3 separate regions of the Mus musculus genome follow, and all the other regions are linked to region 3. The links are chromatin loops, found by intact Hi-C in ENCODE. Cell type or tissue: heart. All regions are shown on one strand. Region 1 has its middle 7.6 kb from the start of Gm24295. Region 2 has its middle 310 kb from the start of Gm24295. Region 3 has its middle 210 kb from the start of Gm24295.

Region 1 (8,000 bases), 200 kb before region 3:
TACTCATTTATATTATTTCTGACATCTGACTTTCTGACATCAATAAGTACACTCGATATGTAATGGACAACTTCAAAGTATCTTTTGCTTCACTGAACCCAGGAAATCAAGAGGAAAGATACACATACTTCTCTAATAGGAGCAAGTATGGTATTTGTAAAGTGACAGAAATTTTAGAGGAGAAATAGATATTGGGAAGGGAAGGCAGGGAGTGAACATAGTGGTTATTTTTTCATTACTTTTTATTTGCAAATGGTTGTTGGATATGTATTCTAGTTTTATAACTTTTATTTTAGTTTTTCTGTTTTACTACTTGTTTTATTCCTTGAGATTAATATAAATACATTTTCCTCTTCCCTTTCCTCCATCTCATACACCTTTCCTTGTTCTCTTTCAGATTCATGACCTCTTTTTAATTAATTTTTTATTATATATATATGTATATAAATATATATTCCTAAAAATAAGCTCAGTCTGCATAGTGTTCCTTGTATGCATGTTTTCTGGGATGACCATTTGCTATTGGATGAGCAGTGGCTGTGTTCTTCTCTTGGGAGGATGATTCCTCCCACTCAGCATTGCTTCGTTGCCTGTAGGGCTCTGGGCTCATGGGCTTCCCCTGTCCACTTTGGCATGTCTTTTGTTTTTGTCCTTGCTAAGCTCATGTTTAGACAGTCATGTTGGTGATACTTTTTATGTGTAGCTTTAAATAGTGCTAGGAGACATCGTCTCTAGGGTTGATGATACCCATCTCACATCCCCTGCCTCCACAGTAGATGTGGGGCAGTCATGGCCCTGAGCCATCAGCAGCTGAACTCGGAGTGAGACTTAAGAAGGGGCAACAGAATGAAGCTGCACAGTGAGTTGGTACTTCCTGGAGCAGCTCGTCTTAGAGATGAATGACCTTTGAAGGCAGAAAATTTCCAATGTCCTCTGATGCATGTCCTGGCAGTGCATGTGGTTCTGTGCTGAGCAGTGTATCAACATGTTTTAAGCATTACTCCTTAGTGGTTCCTAAATGTGGCCTGTATGCAGTTTCAGAGACTCAGACATATTTGCTTTTCTATCTCTCCAGAGAACCCGGAATGATGAGGTAAATCAGAAAAAATTCATGAGTGAGAACCGAAGCATAAAAAAGACTAAAGTAATCCTAGCTTTTCTGAAATGTATGCGAAATAGTCCAAGAACTAAAAGTAGAATCTGAAATAAAACAATAGACAGTTGGTTTATCGCTCACCACAGACAAGCTAGAGGAAATTTATAGTGGCCCATTTTATTTGTAACAGAAATGGAAAGATCCAGGAATATGTCACTGATTTTGCTCTGGGGTAATGGTGCAGAAGGGTCACACTGAAGGAATTTGTCTGACAAAGCAAGAGTGGAAAGTAGGGGGCTTGAAAACAAAGGCAACTTTGTTGTTGAGATTCATAATTTTTTGAAAGAGGGTGTCATATAGTTTATACTGGTTTCAGACTTTGCTATGCTGTCAAGGATGAGCTTGAATTTCTCATCTTTCTGCCTCTATCTTCCAAATGCTGGCACCATTGGTGAACACTGCCACAGGTGTTGCACGTGAACCTTCATTCGCAGCAGGCCATCAGTCTACCAACTAAACTATATCCCCAGACCTCCCTATTATCAAAATTGATGTGCTGTTATGTTATGTTATTCCTTCATATCTTGCCTACCCACCCTTTCCTCCAAAGAAAAATATCATCCTTTGAGAGAGGTAAATGGCTTTTCCTTCCAAGACTGAACTGGACTGAATTAAAGAAACCACAAATAATAATATTATTATATGTTAGATTAGAAATTATGCTTTTATTATTGTCCAGGAATATTGATTAATATCACAAAGAGAGAGAGAAGAACATTTGTGTATAGACTTGGAAATAGATCAGAAGAGCATTCTAGGAGGGTTATTGGAGTGAAAGTACACACAAGGAAAATAAATTTATTTTAATTCTGGGCATGTTAGAATTTGACAGGCAGTACATAAGTAGGGGACAAATGTGACTTTGAAACTGCAGTCATTGTAAAAGTTCATGTACAAACATGGATGAGTATCATTCTATCAAAGAGAGTCTCCAAAGCTGACAGATCTAATGTTATTTCAAAATGAGAAAACACACAGAGAGAACACCTGGTATTGAATGTGGAAGAAAACCTTTATCAGGGAGTACTGAGAGCCAACGTTAATCTAGTAAATGAACAGAATATTCAGAGCAATAGGATGGGAAGGCATAATGATGTGTTTCCATGGAAATCAAGAGACACTCAAGGAGATTCTTTAAAACAATCTAATATTACAGAGCTGTGGAGAAACTTCAAGTGCTATGCTTTGCATCCTAATCTGTACATTTTATGCTGTATAGGAGTGGGACAATAACTGTCCAATGCCTACGTAAGTCATGCATGAACACAAGTACTAACATAGAGTAGTTATCTCTCAGGGGAAATTTTAGTAGATTTGGAGGAAGCTGATGCACACTCTAGGGACTTATGAAGAGGTAAGAATGGATGAATACCAACAGTTGGCCTAAACTATGAACTTTGGGTAGAAAAAGAGTATAACACATACACTTGTCAGAGAGGCAGAAAAGTCCACTGAATGAGCTCCTTTGAGTGACAGTGGATTCAGAGGAGAGAGACCAGTAGTAGAGTAGATTTTGAAATATCAATTATATAAGCAAAATGAATGTCTCTAATGATTCCTTTTTTGGAGAACTATAAAAACAAACATGTGTATTTTAATATGATGGCATGAAAAATATTTTATGTATAACATACTTCAAGTCATAGTAAAATGAAGACTGTTAGATTGTAGTATTTTGAAACTACAACATCCCACTCTTTCCATCTTGTTGAACAGGTTCCACAAAGTAAGATTTATTTCCAGACAGGTTTAGTTCAAGACTTGGAAAAATGTGGAAGAGCCTAACATTATTTTTCCCTTGTTTAGCAAGGAATGGTTTACAGTTATGCAGGGCAATTGCATCATTATGAAGAAGCAGGGAGGACATGTGTCATGCTCTTGCACAGATCTGGCTTGTATGACATAGCTACTACTGAATATGTAGTTTGTTGTTGGCCATTGTGTTGACCAACATTTGTGACTATATATAAGATCAAGTGCATACTGACTAGAGTCAACTTCTTGGTGTCTCACTTGTCTTTATTAGTTAAGGTACAAGTTTATTTCTCTCATGAAAGACCACATATACATGTAAGTCATTCAGGTTGTCAGGAGTCATGTTAATTACCCAAGGCTCTTCTAGAATAACTCGTGCAGAGCCAGCAACATCCAGACAGAGATCACAAGGCAGATCATCTCCAGAAAGGTGTCTTGGAAGATATACAAGTTTTGTTTTCTTATACCTTGCTGATTCTCACTCAGAATATGACTATGCTGAGCTACAAAAGTGTCTGAGAAATATGTGCCAGAGGTCAGTCTTCATTGCTGTTCTTGAGGTTTTTTCTTTGTGACTTTGGATAAATATCACCACCGTACAAATGCTTAGTTGGGTGTTCAGATGGGCTAACTGAGGCAACAAAACAGACAAGCAAAATCAATCCTTAATGAAACATCACAACATATTGAATAAATATGAGAGAAATTAAATACAAATTTACAACGGCATCTATTTAAATTGGCAATTCTATTTGGGTGCCTGTTTGAGTTCCCACCATGCAGCATTTTGAGCCACTGTGTGCCTCTTTTCTCTGGGCAATTAAAATTATTCAGCATCAAAATCCTAGCTTGGGAACCAGAAAAGGGAATCTAAGAAGCATTCACTAACAGTGTGATTCAGAACAACTGCTTTTCCCTTTGGTCTATTCATGCATATTTCAATTGGCATTAATGTAAAGGACCAAGCAGGCTCTCTTCTACATGAAATCATTGTTCTCAACTTGGCAACCATCCTGGTGTTATATTCTAAATGGTCATTCTGGGATAGCAAATCAGCAATCCTCTGCCGATGGGCCTAACAAAGAGGAGATTGCTTGAGGCAGGTGTTGTTGGGAAGCCTAATTTTGTTGGCATTAAGTGACAATTCATATTTGCTGCACGGGGCAGTAAATTGCACTGTTTTAAAACAGGAAATCTGAGTTAAAAGCTGTGTAAAGCCATTATACTGTAGCCAGCACTCCAGGCTCTTCTAATTAGGTCATTTGGAAAGAGATGACCTTTTCGTTTCTGTGCCTCTTTGCTGGGACACATGTTTCTAATTATCATTTGTATTTTGCTTTGCTGAAGTTGTTGACAAGCTGAGTGCTTGTGTGTGTTGCTGCACTTGTGTGTTTGCATGCACACAGTTTGTGAGATCAGTGGTATTTTTGGGTTCTACTATTCTACATAAGGAAGATGAAAACAATGTGTACAGTAATGTTACTATCAGAGTGGCCAAAAGCCATATGTGCTTGAGTGAAGAAAACTCTGAGGGGGCATATCTCATGTCCCTGGTGTTTTAAGAAAAGTTCATACTAACTTTGTTTGAAGTTACTCTACTTATTCTGTTTGAAGCTGGCATGGAGGGAGAAATGAATTTTACTCTACATTATTACTAAAAAAAAATAGCTGCTGGTCATGTTTGAAACTCTGTCTATGATCCAAACCACAATTCTCCCAATGGTATTTTGAGGCTCAGTTGTCCTCCCACGTGCTGCTTTTGCAATGCGAGCAAATGCACACAAGTAGTTTCTCAGTGACCGCTACTTGCAAATTAACTAAAGCAATAAGGTCCAGCCCTACTATCTGGGGTTTGAAAATATCTTCTGTATTTTAGAGGACTGTTGCCCAACCAGTAAAACTACCCCCACAGTTGGTTCCCCAGCTGACATCCCTTTCTTTTGTGGGGAAAGTTTCTGAAAGTATCAGGTCTTCTTCTGAGACCATAAAGCCATAAAGCTGTCAAGCATCTGAGAAGGTTTCTTGCTTAGTCTGCCTCTGGCTATTTCATAGCTTAAACTCTCCTGGAATCTAATGGTCCACTTTTAAGAATCTTCCACCAGGGAGAGTTGACAAGGAAGGATGATAGTATCTAAATGTTTAATATATAAATTAGTCTGGCAGTTTGAAGAAAATGTATGGAAGATGACTTGAAGTTTATTATAAAATTGCTAATAATTTATTCAACTCAATTTTCCCTTAGACATTCTTTGGTGGGTAATGATGGCTCTCTAACAAAGTAGTTCTAAGTCTGGAAAAGGACTGGCAGTCATTACATGACAGAGGCTGGCGACAGGCCAAAGTACCCCGAGGCAGAGTTCTCGGCAGTGAAGCTTGGAACAGTGCCAGGGGAAGCTATCACCCGGGTGAAGTGCTTCTTGATTTGGTCAGTGTCTGAAGCTGCCTGTTTTCTTCTGTTGTTGAGGTCATCTTTCTCTGTATTCCTATTCTCAGTTGGCAGCTGTTTCATTGAGATGTTAACCAGTCAGGAGAGGTTCAAGTGTGACTGACAAAAAAAGGAGGCCATGTGAAGAGATCTTAGGGATGAGCCTGAGTCTAGCAAACGTGTCTCTTGTCAATTAAATAGCTTCACACAAACCTATTAGGAGGGGGTAAACGAACATACATGGCAGACCTTTAAATGTAAAACGGGACTGGAATAGAGCAAATTGTGAGCTACTGTGTTCTGAAATCTGTCCTTCTGCTTGCTATAGGGCAGAGAGGGTGTCAGGATACCAAGGAAGGCTTGCTCCTTCCTGAGAGTGACCCACTCATACTCTGAGAGGATGGGTTTAGAAACTTCCCCACTGTCTTGCACGACCTTCCTCTGACTATGAGGTCTTCTAGATGCTTCTTTCAGTCCCCTTTCCCTCTGCTTAACTAACTTTGTGTCCATAGAGTTCTGACCCCTCTTCTTGAATCCCTTGGCCGTCTCACTTTTATCTACATGGTCTCTGGTGAAATTTCTGACTACAGAACCCGCAACTTCCTAAACTCAGCAAACATGAGGCTGTACTTTATAAAACTTTGGAGGATTGAAAGTATTATAAGAGAATAGTTTGAAGAAAGCAAACTTCAACCTGATAAGAGTCCCACCAACCTTGACACCATCTGTGATGCTTATTGCAGAGAACCTAATTTTATCTGTTGCTACTTAGCTCCTTGCCCACTGAGACATTTCTGGGTATCATCTTCAGAAAGGAATTTCTTCCAATCAGTCCTTCGAAATCTAGGCCACTTCTTGCTGCCCTCCTTCTTAACATTTTTCTTTTTCTTTTTCCTTTTCTCTTTCTTCCTCTTCTCTTCTCTCCTCTCCTCTCCTCTCCTCTCCTCTCCTCTCCTCTCCTCTCCTCTCCTCTCCTCCCTCCCCTCCCCTCTCCTCCCCTCCCCTCCTCTCCATTCCTTTACTTTCCTTTTACTTTCCTTTTACTTTTCTTTCTGTTTTCTTTTGAGACAGAGTCTCACTACGCAGCTCTGGCTATTCTGGAATTTGCTCTATAGATCAAGCTGGATTTGAACTCACAGAGATGATATTTGCCTATTGCTGCCTCCCAGGTTGTGGGATTAAATGCATGTCCAGTTTCCTTTCTAATTTCTCACACCACTAAATAAATTGAATATAAAGTTAACATTCTAGTTTCTACAGAGATGCTGTTGTATGGAAATTGTCATTTGATCTTGAATTGAGAATTACTTATTTAGGAATAAGGTTATGGCTTTCATTAATAAGCTCCCCTACCACAAATCAGTAAAGTGACTATTGGCAAATAAGAAGCAACCCTAAAATTATATACTCCATTTACTTTTAGAACAGTTTTTTCAAACATGACACAATTGACTTTCTTGTGTTACATAGTCCTGTTCATTATTTAGCAGTGTCCCAGTAACAAATCTACTCCCACCATGACAAACTAAATGTCTCCATAGTTATCCAAATGTCCTTGGACTATAGACTCATCCTTGCTGAACTGTTGATTAGTAAGAGCAAGAAGTAAAAACTGGAGATAACTTCCAAAGTAGCATTCATCCATATAACTTCTATAGGGATGAATATCTGAGCTGGATACCAACTGCAGTGTTAACACTGAACATGAACACCATGAAAGACTGTGTGTGTGTGTGTGTGTGTATGTTTGTGAATAAGTATATATGTGTTTATATGTGAATGTATCTGTGTGTAAGACGTGAGTAACTGTATTGTGTGAGTGTTTGAATGTGTGTGTGTGATTGTGTGTAAGTGGCATGTATTTGAGTATGTGTGAGTGTGTGCGTGTGTATATGAGTGTGTGCATGTGTGAATGTGAGTACGTGTGAATATTTGTGTATGAATGAGTGTGTGAGTGTGCATGTGTTTGCATGTGAGAGTGTGTGTGTCTGTGTGAGTATGAGGGTATGTGTGTTTGTATGTATGAGTGTACATGAGCTATGTTTGTTTGTGTGTGTATGTGTGTGTGTTTGTGTGTGTGTATCTGTCTATGTGTGCATATTTGTGTGCATTAGCCTACCTGGAAAATTCGTGGTAAAGTGAAATGATTTCTTATCTCAACAATATTATCTAATACAGAAAACCATTTGCAAAGAATGCCAGCAATCTGCTAAATCATTTAGATGTGGATAAAACGATGTCACTTCTTTTAAAATGCTATTTTACTTTTTAAAAAATTTATATTGAGTATTTTGTTATGATGTGTGTGCCATTTCAAGATTCCAGTCCCTGTTTGTGTTAAGTATGTTTGAGTCATGTGGCCCTTATTGTGATACAGTTTGTTAAGTGGAAATATCAGCCAATGTCATAAGGTGGGGCAGGGACATAAGAGCAGGTAGCCATGCTACCTCACACCTGACACCTGCAGCTGCATTTGCTGACCATGTTCCCTTCAGGTAGAATATAACCTTTCAGTCAGTATCCTGGGGAAGGAGTCCATGGTAAGACAGTCTATAGACCTGAGTTTTATCTTAATTTTCCTATGACTCTTAAAGGCGAGTGGCTTTGGGGGTATTTCTTAAGAGGATGGGTCTGGACAAAGCTCTGTGTATACAAAATTCATTG
Region 2 (8,000 bases), 110 kb after region 3:
TGTAGTGTTTATCCAATTAAGTTCTACTTAAAAATCAATTAGCCTCATTTGTAAGTAGAACTTTTGGTTTGCTTTCTTATTAGCCATTGGAAAAAAAATTAAATTTGATTTGCCTGTTTTCTTCAAAGTCTAATCTTGTCTGAAAAGGGAAGAGCTAGCTCAGAAGGAAACCTTCTGTGATTTCTGTGTCCCCAAGACAAATCTTCCAATAACAACCATGTTTAAGAGAAATGTACAGGAATATATTAGGTTTTCTTTGTACCCCGACGCCTTGCTTCCAATGCACCTATTTTGCAATTTTAAATTTGAAACATACACATTATTACCTGTTTGCAACTATATATGCATTTTTTGCACAGAAAGGCAAAAATTAAAGAGTTTTTTTTTTCATCAGAGTCTCTCAAGAATAATGTCAGTATGCCCCCTATGTTCTTTGTGCTAACATTATTCCATCCCAGAACGGTTTTTTTGTAATTATGAGTAATACCCCAAATATTTGACACCACAGAGCTGAGTCATAAGGCAGGGGACGTATAAATACTTTTTGTTCTCGAGAAACAATGAGACCATCTATTCGTTCACATTTATTTTCCCCTTATGCTGCTTTATTTAATGTTAAGCTTTTAAAAATATTTTAATTTATTTTTAATTTTCTCTCTCTCACTTTGTCTATCCTCCAGTACAGTGATTTCCCTGTAAACCCTTTCATTTTTTTCCCGATGTTTCATGAACGTATCTAAATCCAGCTCATCATGCACCACTAGCTATACCTAATCACACACAGGTTTGAATTACTCCATTCCTATTTAAAGTAGGAGAACAAAAAGTAAGAATGGCAGATGTGTTCATAATTAATATCCTACTGGGTTAATCAGCAGATGCTTGGGATTGCTGTGAAACTTTTGATGTATTCAGAAAAATCACCGAGTTGATCTTCAGACCCCTTTAAACACATGCATACAACAGCCACAGAGTTTAGAACCTTTGAGCCTTGTAAATAAGGGACTTAATGATATAAAAATCACGGACACATCCCTTTGATAGCCTAGTGATTCTAGTGCTTGGGTGAGAAAACTTCACTGAAGTGCTTGCAGCCACATTCCTGGTCAACACTGATAATATTCCTAGTTTACTGATCTTATGCTCAAAAATACCTTGTAGGCAAATAATTCTGAAGTGTGACTCTTTTAAAGTTAATGACGACAAGATGCAGAGAGTTAACAAATGGATATTCAGAATGTGGAATTAGCCAGTACTTCTCCAGTTTTAAATGTGGAGACATAAGAGGCTTGCTGTCCTGCTGAAGAACAGGAGGGAACAGCGCACTGTTAGTGGAAAACACAATCTTTAAGCCAGACAACCTTGAATTGAAAGCTCACTCTCCTCCTTGCAATGCCAGCACCTAACCTCTGAACTCTGGCCTTCCGTACCATCTCTTCTAGGAGAGTCATCTTTGTGTCATCAGCTTTTCAGTGTTAAGCTGCATCTGTGCTTGCAACATTGAAACTGCTGAATGTAAAAGTCTCCTTTGAGAGACATGGAGCTCTTATGGTAAAAAGGCAGCATTGTACAAAATGCTAAGTTCTAGTATAATATGGTTTGCATTTTAGTTTTGTAGTCAATGTATTCAGGTGTGCCTGGCACACTGGGGGCACTTGTTAAATGACATATGAAATAATTCTAACTCAAATAAAAATCTTAGCATTTAAGGAGAAATTGAGTAAAATGGAAAACATAATGAACAGGAAAGAGTTCCTCAGTACTTTAAAATATCTTTATGTCTAGGATAATTGCAATGTTTACTTTTTTATAAGTCAGAATGACTACTGTAGGTTTCTTAAACCTTAATAATATTTAAAGTATTTTGTGCTTGAGTATTAGCATGACTATCAGTACAACTTTCATTGCTAACGATACTATTAGTTGTTATCTCAGGTAATGGAATTTTCTTCATCAGGAGTCTTTCAGGAGACCATGTGTAGGATTAGACATTTTGCTAGAGTGTGTCTTCAGATGGGGGTATAGCAGTGTCCCCAACATGTGCTACTTGATTAGCAAGTATCTATATGCTTGAAGAAGGGAAATATTAAAGAGCAAATGAGAAACACTTCCTCAGTGTACTGGCTAATTTTGTGTCAACTTGACACAGGCTGGAGTTATCAAAGAGAAAGGAGCATCAGTTGGGGAGATGCTTCCACAAGATCCAGCTATACGGCATTTTCTCAATTAGTGATCAAGGGGAAAAGGCCCCTTGTGGGTGGGACCATCCCTGGGCTGGTAGTCTTGAATTCTATAAGAGAGCAGGCTGAGCAAGCCAGGGAAAGCAAGCCAGTAAAGAACATCCCTCCATGGCCTCTGCATCAGCTCCTCCTTTCTTACCTGCTTGAGTTCCAGTCCTGACTTCCTTGGTGATGAACAACAGTATGGAAATGTAAGCCGAATAAACACTTTCCTCCCCAACTGCTTCTTGGTCATGATGTTTGTGCAGGAATAGAAACCCTGACTAAGATACTCAGTAACCTCAGATGTGATGGAAAAAAGAGTTATATTTATATTTCCTTTCATGTTTTTTTTAAAAGAAATATATTGTTATGAGGAATCCTTTGAGATCCAAATGAACAAAACCACACTGAAAACATGTATTGTTTAGAAAAGTCATTAAATATCAATCTATTTTGCTTGATTCTTTTCTTGCCTATAGGCTTGTGTTATAATTGCAAATAATGAGAATATAAAACTTCAGTTTATTTTATTTGTTCATTAGGTGGTATAATATCTAAGAACATTTTATAATATATTCTATAGTGTGAAAATAGATTTTTATCATTTTTTATTTTTGAGATTCTAATTTGGGGAATAATTTCCACACACACACACACACACATACATAACACATATATATGTATATATATAAACAATTAATAGAAAATAAGTTTATATATATATATATATATATATATATATATATATAGAGAGAGAGAGAGAGAGAGAGAGAGAGAGAGAGAGAGAGAGAGTGTGTATTTGTGCTTGTGTGTGTTCATGTGTGTATGTTTGTACATACTCCTAATGATATCCTTCTCAGTCTGTATAATGCTTATATATTTTCATTTGGCATTGGCTAACCAATTGTGTTTCCATGGGTAAAAATATTTCTTCCTCTATCAGCATCCTTTAATTGTCAGTACATCTCTGGATGTGAATGAAGGCATGCAAGTCTTTACTACATTCGTTTTGACATTACATACTGTTCAGTTCATGTTTAGGCAGTGTTATTGGTGAGATCTTGTAGATCCTAACATTCCTAGTAGACACAGTCCTACAGCAAACTCCCTGTTCCTCTGGTTCTCACAATCTGTGCACCCCCTTTTCATAATATTCCCCAAGTCTTAGGTGCAGGGGATATTTTATAGCTATCACCCTACGGACTGGACTCCCAACTCTGCATTTTAATCGATTGTGATTTTCTCTTATGTTTCTGTCTGTTAAAAAGAGATTTCTTTTGAAGGATATTAAGACAATACTTATCTGTAGGTAAAAAACAAATCTCAAAGTAGTTCATAATTATGCTGGCTTTGTAAAGTATTTCTTGTAAATTCATCTCCAATATCTGGGAACTTGGCTAGGTTTTAGTACCAGGCATGATTTCCTCTTGTGCAGTGGATCTTAAGTCTAATAAGAAAATTGTTGACTGTAAACAAGGTATGAGCATCACTCTTGTGCCCTTAGGGTTATAATGCCATGATGGTTCTTGTTGTAGTCCATAGGAATCATAGCTGTATGGATGGATGCTTGACTCTTTTGGAAGCTTACATAGTGCCCTTTCCTCCCATGAAATCTAGTTGTCAAGGAAAAGTCAAGTGACTTCCAGGACAGGGATCATCGAACCTTATGTCTGAAGTGCATGGTGTCCTTAGCAGTAGGGATTTACCTTCCATTTCTAGGGGGCAACCATGGGCAATAGCAATAGTCTGTGGTGGTTTTATCTTAATACTTTTTCTTTTGTTTTGTGTTTTTTCGCTATGATCCTGCTGTGAAGCACAGGTTGGCCATCCTCTTTCACCAGCCTTCCAAGTAACTGAATCAAAAGTGTATACCATCACACCAAGCTGAAGTTCTTAATATCTCTAACTGCATTTTTGTGCATTTAAAAAAAAACCCAACAGGTCATACATTTGTATTTTGCACTGTGCTTCATACGTATTCTAAAGCTTATCTTATAGATGTAGCTGAATCCTTAGACTTTTGGTGATTCTTCATGCCCTGTATAATTTTCTCTGGAGATATACCTGACAAAACTTGCCAGATCTTTTCTGTTTATTGAACATTGTTTTTTGTTTTTCTGGGATTGGTGAGTTGTTCTTTTTGACCTTCATTCTCGGTTCTTGTCATTCCTATAGGCAACCTTTTCTAGCTTGTCTAAGTGAAGGAGACCATTCTTTTGTAGTATTCAGTTTCTACTCACCCTTCTGTCTTAGTGTATCATTGTTGGGAAGGGAAAACATGACAAAGGTAACTCTTGTAATATGACAACATTTAATTGGGCATGGCTTACAGTTTTAAAATTTTACATTATCATCATAGCAGCATCCAGGAAGACACTGGAAGAGCCAAAGGCAGCAAGCAACAGGAGACTCTTCTGCATTGGACTGAGTCTGAGCACAGGACCCCAAAGCTCAACCTCAGAGTGACACATATCCTACAACAAGGCCATATTTCCTAACTACCATTGCCCATGGGATGGCCATATTCAAACCACATTATTCCTCTTCCTGGACCCCATAGGCTTATTCAAATACATGAGTCAATGGGGGCCATACCTGGCCATAGCATAGTGCAAAATACATTTAGTCCAACTTCAAAAGTTCCCATAGTCTATCACAATCTTAATAATGTTTAAAATTTCAATTTGAAAATCTCTTCTGGGATTCATGCAATGTCTTAATTGTAACCCCTTACAAAAAGTAAAATAAAAAAAGCGTATCACATACTTCTAACATTACAAACTACACATTATTATTCCAAAATGCCATAGTGAGGAAATACTGGACCAAAGTAAGAACAAAAATTCAGCTGGGAAAACTCCAAACTCTGCATCTCTATATCTGATGTCAAGGCACTCTTTAGATCACCAACTTACTCCATGTTTGATGATTGCAAAAAACTTCTCGGTTTTGTGCTGGTCCCACTCTTTGTTAGCAGCTTGCCTCAGCAGGTGTTTCATGGCTCTGCATCTCTAACATCTTGGGATTCAAGACATCTTTAATTTTGTAGTTATTTGTTCCAGTGTTTAGAGTCCACCCATGATCTTTGGTGCTTCTCCAAAGAGCTTGGGTCACTTCTTCCGCTATGCCTTTTGCAGTGCTCTAGGCTCTGACGGACTATACTTCACTGTTGTCGCTCTTCTTGGTGGTCATCCCAAGGTACTTGTATCTCCAATACACTAGGGTATTTTTTGGCTGTTATTCTCCATATCTCACAGGCTTTCTATTGTCCAAAGCCTTAATCTCTTTGCAGAACCCCTTCAGTCCTGGGATATCAATTGCAAATGAGACTACATTTCACTATTGGCCTTTCCTGGCTTCTCACAGTATCAAGCTTCAGCTGCTCTCCATGACTCCTTCTGCCTTCAAAACTAGTATCATCTGGATACTTCTTATATATAATATCAAGTCCAGCTACAGCTTGAGGTACAAACTTGGCTATCTCTGGAACACAGCTTTTTGTGCTCTCAGAAAATACTTCCCAGAAGATTTCACCTCATTGATGCCAGTCTTTTCTTAATCACCTCTAATTTCTTAGCTGCAGCTAACTAACATCAATTGTCCCAGTAGTCCCTTCTATTCTTGAATCTAAAGCCAGAGTCACATGGGTGAAGCTGCCAAGTTTTGCTGTTTTCTAGGACTGGAACATGTTCTTCTTGGGCTATTACATTATCAGCAGCTTTCTGTTATTCAACACATTCACTGCCTAAGCTTGGCTGTCTTGGAAATTGCTCTTTAGACTGACCTTGAACTCAGAGATTTGAATGCATCTAGATATTGCATGCTAGGACTAAAGGTGTATGCCACCATGCCTGGACCTGAACTTTTTATGGCCACTGTGCTTCAAGATTTGAATCAAAAGTTTTTTTTCTTCCAGCCTTAAGATCTGGATCACAGATGTGCCCTCCATTTCTGGATTGTAGTTAATTCCAGATTATAAGTTCAAATGAAAACAATAACCAGGAAATGATAATGCCTTTCATGATATAACTATTCATTGTTCAAATGCAAACACATAAGCAATAAGTGTAGCTGTGTGGGATATTGTCCTGAGGTTACCACTTCCTTAGTTACATTTAATACTCTTGAACATACAATTTAGCTTCATTCTACTTCCTGGTGCCTCTGTATTCTTTGAACTATGCATTTTGTATTTTTGTTTGTAATATTGCTACTCTTGATCAAATCTGAATCTTTTCAACTTAACCTCTGGCAGACTCTTCAGAAAAGGGCAAAAAGCAGCTATAATCACCACCAAATATCTTAAGCTACATACTAAATATCCAGGCTATATACTAAAATTTCTTCTGAAACATCTTGAACCAGGTCTCCACAGTTCATTTTATCCTACCCATCAATGTCTTCCATATTCCTACTAGGATGGTCCATTAAACTTCACATAGTGCATCCTGTTGCTTTCCAAATCTGAAGTCCCAATATCCATAGTCCTCCAAATAATGGCATGGTTAGGCCTATCACAGCATTACCCTAGTACCTGGTACCAACTTTTGTCTTAGTTGGGGCTTCATTGCTGTGAAGGGACATAATGACCAAGGTAACTCTGATAAAGAAACATTTAAGTGGGTCTGGCTTACAGTTTTAGAGGTTTAGTCTATTATCATTATGGTAAGAAGCATGGCAGCATTCAGGCAGACATGGTGTTTAAAGAGCTGAGAGTTCTATATCTTGATCCAAAGGGGACTTTCTTCTGCACTAGGTAGGGCCTGATCATAGGCCACCAAAGCCCATAGTGACACACTTCTACCAACAGGCCACACCTCTTAATAGTGTCATTTCCCATGGGCCAAGCATAGTCAAATCACCATACCTCCTATGTTCTCACATAAGTTAATTATCATGTTCTTAGTTTTTACTTCCTGTTTGTGTTCTTTAATGTATTCTAGCTACACCAGTAGAAGGAATGTTCAGTGCATGGTTAGAGCACATGCAGCTCTTGTTAAATAAGGGAATACATATTTGTTTATTTAAAAATACAATAAAAGTAGTAGTCTTAGCTCCCTGGTGGAAGATCAAGTGACCATAGGTGTGTGGGTTCATTTCTGGGTCTTCAATTCTATTCCATTGGTCTGCTTGTCTGTCTCTATACCAGTACCATGCAATTTTTATCACAATTGCTCTGTAGTAAAGCTTTAGGTCAGGCATGGTGATTCCACCAGAGGTTCTTTTATCCTTGAGAAGAGTTTTTGCTATCCTAGGTTTTTTGTTATTCCAGATGAATTTGCAAATTGCTCCTTCTAATTCGTTGAAGAATTGAGTTGGAATTTTGATGGGGATTGCATTGAATCTGTAGATTGCTTTTGGCAAGATAGCCATCTTTACAATGTTGATCCTGCCAATCCATGAGCATGGGAGATCCTTCCATCTTCTGAGATCTTCTTTAATTTCTTTCTTCAGAGACTTGAAGTTTTTATCATACAGATCTTTCACTTCCTTAGTTAGAGTCACTCCGAGATATTTTATATTATTTGTGACTATTGAGAAGGGTGTTGTTTCCCTAATTTCTTTCTCAGCCTGTTTATTCTTTGTATAGAGAAAGGCCATTGACTTGTTTGAGTTTATTTTATATCCAGCTACTTCACCGAAGCTGTTTATCAGGTGTGTGGACACTATGCCCCTCCTTAGAAGTGGGAACAAAACACCCTTGGAAGGAGTTACAGAGACAAAGTTTGGAGCTGAGATGAAAGGATGGACCATGTAGAGACTGCCATATCCAGGGAT
Region 3 (8,000 bases):
TGATGTAAGCCAGTTTTCCCTTACTGTTTCCTCTAGTTCTAGTTCTGCTCAAAACCCATGCTACCTGTAATTTTCACTGGTTACATTAATTGATCTCATTTAAATATTTATTTCATACCAACTACTGATAGTCTATTCACTGAAGCTAAATGTGTAAGAATTGCATTAAAAAACACATAGAAACATAACAAATATGCAAAAAGAAATATGCAGAGAGGCAAAAATCACTTTTATTATGCTTAAATAGTATTAATAAATTAGTAAAAATGGAACCCACCAGGCTGGAACCTCTGAGTTTTCCTTTGATCCTACCTACTGGCTAAAAATAAGTTGAAAGCATTTTCTCTGTGCCTTTGAGTGTCTTTTGACAGGACTGCCTCCCCATTGCTCAATAAGGATAACCATTTCAGAACATGAGACTGATTAACAAAGGAACAGTTCTTATGCGCCATTATACAGGAGACATTGTGCTACTTTGAAGTATTGGAGAGAATAGTTAAAACTTCACATTGACCATTGCTTAAATAGCCACTCCTGTTACTGGCTAAATAGCCCTAAGTTTTAAGTTAGAGACTTAAGGCAGTCTCAGGCTTACTGAATCCCTTTGATTAAATCCTTTTTCATTACCCATCATTAGTATATCTCCATAGGTGGTAGAATCTAGCTGTTGAGACTGCTTGAGCTCTGGCTTTTGTATGAGAGACTCCCATACCTGGTGATTCTCATGATCTAGTGCCAATGCTCTGTATCCGGGCCATATTTTCTCAATCGGATAAAAGGATAGAGGAGAAATTCTCTCTATCAGATTGAACATTGACTAAAGTAAGAGCTAGGGTCCATTTGTCTCTTTTAGCCATTCTGTGAAAGTGAAGGTATCAGGCTTAGGAGTAATATGATCCTAAAGATATGATGGTAGTGTCTGATACCTACTCTAAAGTGTCTTAAAAATAGAAATAAATTGCTTTAGAATTAAATATTATAGCAAGAATCATTGAGGATATGAATGGTGACTCTGTTTAAAGAAAGGTGAGTAATGCTCTATGATTCTGACAATCAGGAAATTTCTACATATTTATAGCAGTTATGTTGAGGAAATTGCATGATTAAGCTAGCATATATTGTCAGAAGCCATGGGATAGGTGTGTAATGAGCTTGACTAAGGGTACTGGAACACAAAATAGGTAAAAAAAGAGTTCATTGTCATTTTGTCTACACATGGAATTTAACATTTTATGAGCCCAGAGGAAAAGGAAAACCCATTTCTAGAATTGCTTTTTGATGTTTGGGCAGTGTGATGGCTCACAATGGGAAAGTGGGATGATGAACTGTAGTTATAGATGATAAAGGAAGAGGTTAAGAGACTCCAAAATGTGGGCATGCTAGGACCCATATGAGGGTTATTCTGCAGAGAAGATCCAGAAGACTCACCTGCCATCATCAAAGGCTTCACTGAGAAGAACATCCCAAATTACTGCCTCTTTTCCTTTATGCCAGGAAACATGGATGGCAAGAGAGGCAGTCCCAGAGCTAAGAGTTTCGGGGGCTTATGGAATGATGCTTCTCTGATGCAGTGGTGCTGACACAGCTGTGATAACTACCAAAAATCGAAGGGTGTAATTTATGCTAGGAGTTATCATGGTCAGAGACACCTATGAAGACTGTATATAGTATGGTGGTTACAGGGAAGAGTAATCTTAAATCAAAAGATAATGTTGACATTCTATTTAGTATATTATATAAACAAGCATTAGTGAGAGTAATGAGCAGTGAGCCTCAAATTCAGGGTCTCAGGGTCTCACTACAGAATATAGTGATTGATCCTTAAGAAACTCCTTGATTCCCCATTATTGTTTCCTTTAAAAGATCCAGATAGATATTCACTTATGTGCTTATGTCTTGAGGAATAGCAACCTCAAACACTCCTATAACTGCTGCAAACAGGATTTTAACAGATATTATAACTGGGAATCTGAAGGTTCCAATATTGCTGAAAGAATGGGAGGACCACTCAGGTACAGAGATCTGTGAGACTTTTGCCAACTCTCATCTTCGCACAGGCCCATATGTTCTAGAGCCAATTTAATTTTTGTTTCTTTGGTCACCAAATATACAATTTAGAATCAAATACTCAAAATCTGTAATAACCACAATTTCAGTCTTGACTTACAGAATGAGAGCTATTAGAATGTAGAATGACAGCAGAATTTTGAACTGCCTCCTACATCAACTGAGGTAGGATTTCAGGAATTATGTTACTGTCAAGAGGAAAGCCACTAGTAAAATCATCTTTAAGAACTTTAAAGATACATAAGTGTCGGTCTCTATCATATTGGTAGGAAACACATGTCTAGTTCTTAGGGGTCTAGGGCACAGATATAACACTCGCAATGAGGAATCCCATTTCTGTTGTGAAAGACTTCCAACAAGTCATTAAGCTCTGGAGAAATCCATAGAACCTGGGTGCAGTTGTATCTCTCAAGGAATTTAAGCTGATGAGAACTAGCAGAATTTCAAAAAAAAAAAATGACAAATTTACAAAAAATCTGGGCAAAAAGAAAGCAGGATCATTTGGAGATGATATAGACATAGGGAATATGAGCTATAAGCTCACTACTAACCTCCTCCAGACTCTGGAATGACTATACTCAGACAAAGAAAAACACGTGGATGGACAGCTGCACCATTGATGTATATCATTTAGACTACTTTCCAGGAACACCCTGCCAACCTGGTACACCAAATATGAGTTCAGCCCTTGAGATATGCTTTATTCTTTGACCCATAGAAACCTTCAGTCGATGGAAAGGCATAAGCAGGACTCCATACTCTACCTACTGTAAAATTTTCTATTGATAACTGTGGCTTAAAACTTCTCAACACTATGCTCTATTTAAAGCCCTTTCATGGCTAATTCTCCTTGTATCTGGATCATTTCTCCTATCTCTTATAGCTGGGACATAGCTTGAGAGTGTAGGGCTTTCCATGGTGCCCCTTCTACTCTAAATTGTTCCTTAACATTCCTCTCAAAGAAATGCCCTCTCTTGCAGCTAGGCTAGTAGTTGTGAGCAACACTATGTTAGCATTGCCTCTCTTGAGGATTTAACTATCATAGGTAATGAAGATGTGAAGAGTGAATCCTTTCCCAAATTATAGCACAAAAATTTATTCATATTTCTCTTTATTTTCTGAGTTAGTAGATTATGTAGATGTAATAGATTCAAATTGTTTGTTTAGCCACTTTTAGCAGTAGAAAGCCTTTCTTCATAAAAGTCCATGTGGGATTTTGAGGTTCAAGTTAGCTGTAAAGAATTGGGGCACTATGTCTTCATTTTCTTCTCCAGGTTGTGTCTCTAGATTATTTCTGTCCCATACAAAGATAAAAGCCAGGATATCACGGGCCCAGGAGTCTGCCTATATAGAGAAGCTACTAAGTCCCTAAAGCAAAATTAGAACAATACAGTGTTGATTTATTAAATTGTAGAAAGAGATTACACTGCCTTTTATCATTTCAACACTGGACTCTGAGCTATTGTTTAGGTAACATGACTTAAATCTTGGATTGATTTTGGCTTTTTCAGTGAGTAGATTTCCTTTAAACCAGAGATTCAGTGGGAAATTATTTGTCAGTAGGAAGGAAATCCTTTCTTGGTCATGTTTGAGGAGAGTTCCCATAGTGACGTAGTGACCGAGTGTGCTTCCTTTCTGCCTTCATATCTTTATTTCTCCCAAGGAAAAACAAATATCTAAGCAAATCTTTAAGAAAACCCATCAAGCTCCAGAGGTTCAAGTTTTCAGAGGTCGGAGCTGATGCTCCTTGAACTGTGTGGTTCAGGCTCTCCTGAGTCTGGTGTTCAGCTTACACCTTTCCCAGGTGGTGGTCCCCTCTGCTTTTTCTCAGCACCATCAGCCATCTTGTGCTCAAGGTCATTTGAATCACACAGTTAACCTGATACTTTTGTATTTTCCAAAATATCATAAATAGTTTCCACCTCCAGTTTTTTTAGAAGGGGAAAAAATCTGGCTTCAGTTGTTAATTTCCTCTGTTCTGTCAAGATTAGGCTAGTAGTTCTGAGTAATTCTGGCTCATTTTCTCAAGGGACTAGGCCTGAAATAATCCAATGTTTATTTTTATACAATTTCTCACAGTACTACAACATTGCAGTGACTTCCTGGGATGTTTCTAGTTTTTCGCAGGCCAAGAGGCCATTCTCAGAGGTAGCTCCTTCATGTAAACCTAAAAATGGCACTTTCCCACATTATAGTTATCAGGAAGTTTAAAGTTCACTGGCCCTCATCTCTTTTCTTTTCTGTCACAGGGAGAGGAAAAAATATGGGGCAGTTCCAGCTTCCAGCCAGTCATTCCACAGCAAGACTTTGAAACCTGGGAAAGAAGAGGGAGGCTGCAGTGTATCTTGGCTGGGAGATGGCTGGACTGGGAAACAGGACTCTCTGTCATTCCCTGTGTCAGTCTTGGAGTGACCCTGACCTCTTCCCAGCATTCCTGACCCCACCTCTAACTTGGAGGAGATGTTGATCATCATGTAACTCTGAGAGCACTCTCTTAGTCATGAGACAGCAATAAAAAAAATAAAACAAATTGGTTTTGGAAGGCTGGATTTATCTCCATAATTGGGCCTGAACCTGTCTTCTCAATTTGTATTGAACAACTCATAGTTCAATGCTCCTGATTTAAGGCCAGATGGTGGACTCACTGTCCCTCAGCACAATGTTGGGCATTCTCTATGTCCTTCCTGAGTACGTGCTGCTGTTTCTGCTGGAACGTCAGTTCACAGCCAGTTCTTTAGTCCACTCTTCATCTGAAATCATCTGACTTTCCCATAATATTCCACATGGATGTAATATCTTGCTAGTATGTTTCTGGCATTATTATAACTTTTTTCTGTTTTGTATTTTACATTTCTCCTAACACAGAGTAAGTACATGAATACATTCAAGCATCTACCTGAATTATGTCTAGATCAAGTGCTTAGTAGTTCAAGTTTGAGTTTAATGGCTTCATGAACCTCCATGGACACTCTCATGTATTTTGAAATTTTATCTAAAAATGTGTGTGTGTGTGTTGTGAGTATTCAGGTGCACAAAGTAGGCAATAAAAATATGTTTGAAACAGTCTAGAGCATTAAACTTGATCCTAGAAGGCAAAAATTGCAAATTTGTGTTCAGGTCCAGAGCTATATTAAGTTTATTGTTTCATAACCAGTCCAGTCTATTTCAGTGTATTGTTTTCTGCACAAGGTCTCCTTGTAACCATGCATCAGAATAGACTGTTGCCAGAATCTTAAAGTGTCAGAGATGGAGTCTTGATTACTTGCTTCCTGCCCCAGGGATTCTTGCTGTTAGGATTGTCATTAAACAAAGCAGCCTCCCTGGCATTGTGTTCTGATAAACAATTTGCACCTTGGTAAACTGATTAATGGAATGAGTTTGTTTTGATAATTGATCCTTGACTTGTATTTTAAAGGACAGCAAAACCTTAAAGGATTTCTATATTTGTTATAGTTGTTTTCTTGGAATTTGAGAAGAATTTAGAAATTCTATTTTAAAAAGAACATCTAAAGGTACAAACTTTCAGTTATGGGATGGAAGAGTTTTGAAGGTCTCTGTACAACATGATGTCTAAAGTTAGCAATAACATATTAACATGTAAACTGTGTCAGAAGAATGTTTAAAGTGTTGTATCCCCAAATGGCTATTATATAGGGTGCATAAAAATCTACATTTGTTTCAAAATACATAGTGTAACTTAAATGTGTATAATTTTGGTATTGAAAGTAGAAGAAAAAGAACATTAATAAACAAATTGAGACTGGAGAACATTATTTCAACTGTAATGCATTGAAATTGATATATAAGACTTATCAGAGTTATAAGCTATCAGAACTTGTAGTAAGCCTATACCACTAACAGGGAAGGGGGAACTGGGGCCACTTGCCAGGAGTAATATGCAGTATACAACAAGTGCATTGCTAAGATTTATGAGCAGGTTTTCCATCTGTACTGTAGGACAGTTTTATAAGGGGTGGAAAATACACAATTGTGACATCTTGGCCTCCTAGTATTCTCCTAGGACATGACCAGAGATGGAAGTTTGATAGAGACAGATTCTCATCTTAAACTCTTTATGTGATTTTTTTTTTTTTACTGTTAACAAAGAAACCCTAAGGGCATTGCTGGAAAAAATCTGGGTGGAATAGTACATGTTCTTCAGTAGTCAATGAGAAAGTGAGATAAACAAAGGAGTTGCTTAAATATAGATTTTTTTTCTCCTCATGAGATAAATTTGTCTCATTAAAATGCTCTTTATATTCAGCATTTTGATTTTCCTTAAAGGAAATATTGTTCTAAAAAAACTCCAATGAGACATGTTAAAACTAATATTTGTGACAGAAATGTCAACTTCTTTCCTAAATAAATAAAATTAACATGGTGATGTTTTATGTTTCAAATAGTCATAGTAGTAGTAGAAGTAGTAGTAGTAGTAGTAGTAGTAGTAGTAGTAGTAGTAGTAGTAGTAATGATAATGACAATAAAAATCCCTACTACTTTTTTGTTAATGGAAATATGAGGCTCAGAGAACATAAATTCTGTCCACAGTGACAAAGATGACAGCTAAGAAGATTGGATGGATCAGTTAACCTTCCCTTCTGCTCTAGCTCCTCCTCTATGGTGCTGAACTAGCACTAGTCCATCATCTTCATACTGCAAGGGGGAAGCATAGCTGAAAGTCTGCACATATTCACAAATGGAATAGTAACTTCGAGTATAATAGTTGACAGACAAAAGCCTGAGAGATCAAAGCTCAGATGTAACTTGTGGGCCAAGAGCGATCTCTTTCAAATATAGTTTTTTTTTTTTTTTCTCTGTAAACACAGTATTATGGGAGCTCTGTAAATTCACGGTTAGTAATTTATTTATGGTGAGTGGCATTTAACAGATTTCCAAAACATGACTCACTCTGTATTAAATTATGAAACAAAGTTTCTTTTAAACCTCCAATTTTTCTAGTTAGTGTCTTTCCTCTTACCATCTATTAAGTGTCTTTCATCCTAGATCTACTACCCTATTATCTTCACTTGATTATGTCACTTTGAAACCTGTGTAATATCAATCATCTTAAATTTATTGTGAATTTGAGTGAATAAGTTGCTTCTTTTTTGAATATTTGTATTTTGACATTTCATTGTAGAATAAAAGGCCATATATCTAATTATTATAATGAATTCAGACATCAAATACTAGGTATAAAATGTTTCATTTATGGGAAGGAATAGATTCTGTTCTCTTAAAATCACACAAATTGCAAAATTATCTAGTATATTTGCTGCATGTCTTAAGACTCTTTAAAAAGACTCTTTGGGGGGATTTTTTTTTTTTGGCATTTGCTTTCTAGAACAATAACCCCCGATTTTATGTTAGAACTGGGAAAATGAGCGAATAGCATGAATTTCTTACATTAGGTTCAGTAAAATTCATGAACATTTTCTTAACCTCGATCTCACAGTTAGAATGTGTGGCTCCATAGTTAGCTAAGTGGGCTCTAAGTTATCACAGGTATGTAGTCTATTCTACCCTGTGCATATGGGTACTGTGTGCAAGTACCCTAAAGTGCTCTGAAACATGGTTTCTTACTTTTAGTTTTTTTCCTACCAGTGTTTGCCAGTCACCAATAGTTGTTTTAATATTTTTTTCTGCTTAAAGCCCATTTTCTATTTTCTAATATAAGACAGTGGTTTTCAAGTTATTTAAGACTAATATACCCTGTTGTGAGTAGTGTAATATATACTGCATTCAGAATTATAGCTGAGAAAGATGAAGATTAATTTAATTTTTTAAAAATTGAAGTCATTACATAAATACAAAGTAGCATAGTATATTTTGTAAAATATACCTATATTTCCAATATGCTCACATGTAGTGAAAACATGACAGTGTTTTTCATATTTTGGAGATGACTTTATCTTTGGTTTAATGAAAAGTAG

What was found. Hi-C counts contacts between places; a loop is a spot of excess contacts. Peaks named below come from ENCODE experiments on the same cell type or tissue, not always from the same donor. Only the 100,000 strongest peaks of a DNase experiment are listed, where the experiment ranks them.
Region 1: a loop joins it to region 3, with 3 times the contacts of the local background. A loop is called at or near these places in 2 of 42 quality-filtered maps.
Region 2: a loop joins it to region 3, with 2.2 times the contacts of the local background. A loop is called at or near these places in 5 of 42 quality-filtered maps.

What each region holds. Positions count from the first base shown.
Region 1 is chr13:82,054,371-82,062,370 of GRCm38, forward strand. No RefSeq gene overlaps it. Among named protein-coding and RNA genes, the nearest start is that of Gm24295, 7.6 kb to the left of the region's middle. In heart, no CTCF peak of the experiment used is centred here; DNase peaks (open chromatin) are centred at 4,261, 4,681 and 5,291; H3K27ac peaks cover 943 bases.
Region 2 is chr13:82,361,088-82,369,087 of GRCm38, forward strand. No RefSeq gene overlaps it. Among named protein-coding and RNA genes, the nearest start is that of Gm24295, 310 kb to the left of the region's middle. In heart, no CTCF peak of the experiment used is centred here; no DNase peak of the experiment used is centred here.
Region 3 is chr13:82,254,427-82,262,426 of GRCm38, forward strand. No RefSeq gene overlaps it. Among named protein-coding and RNA genes, the nearest start is that of Gm24295, 210 kb to the left of the region's middle. In heart, no CTCF peak of the experiment used is centred here; a DNase peak (open chromatin) is centred at 4,395.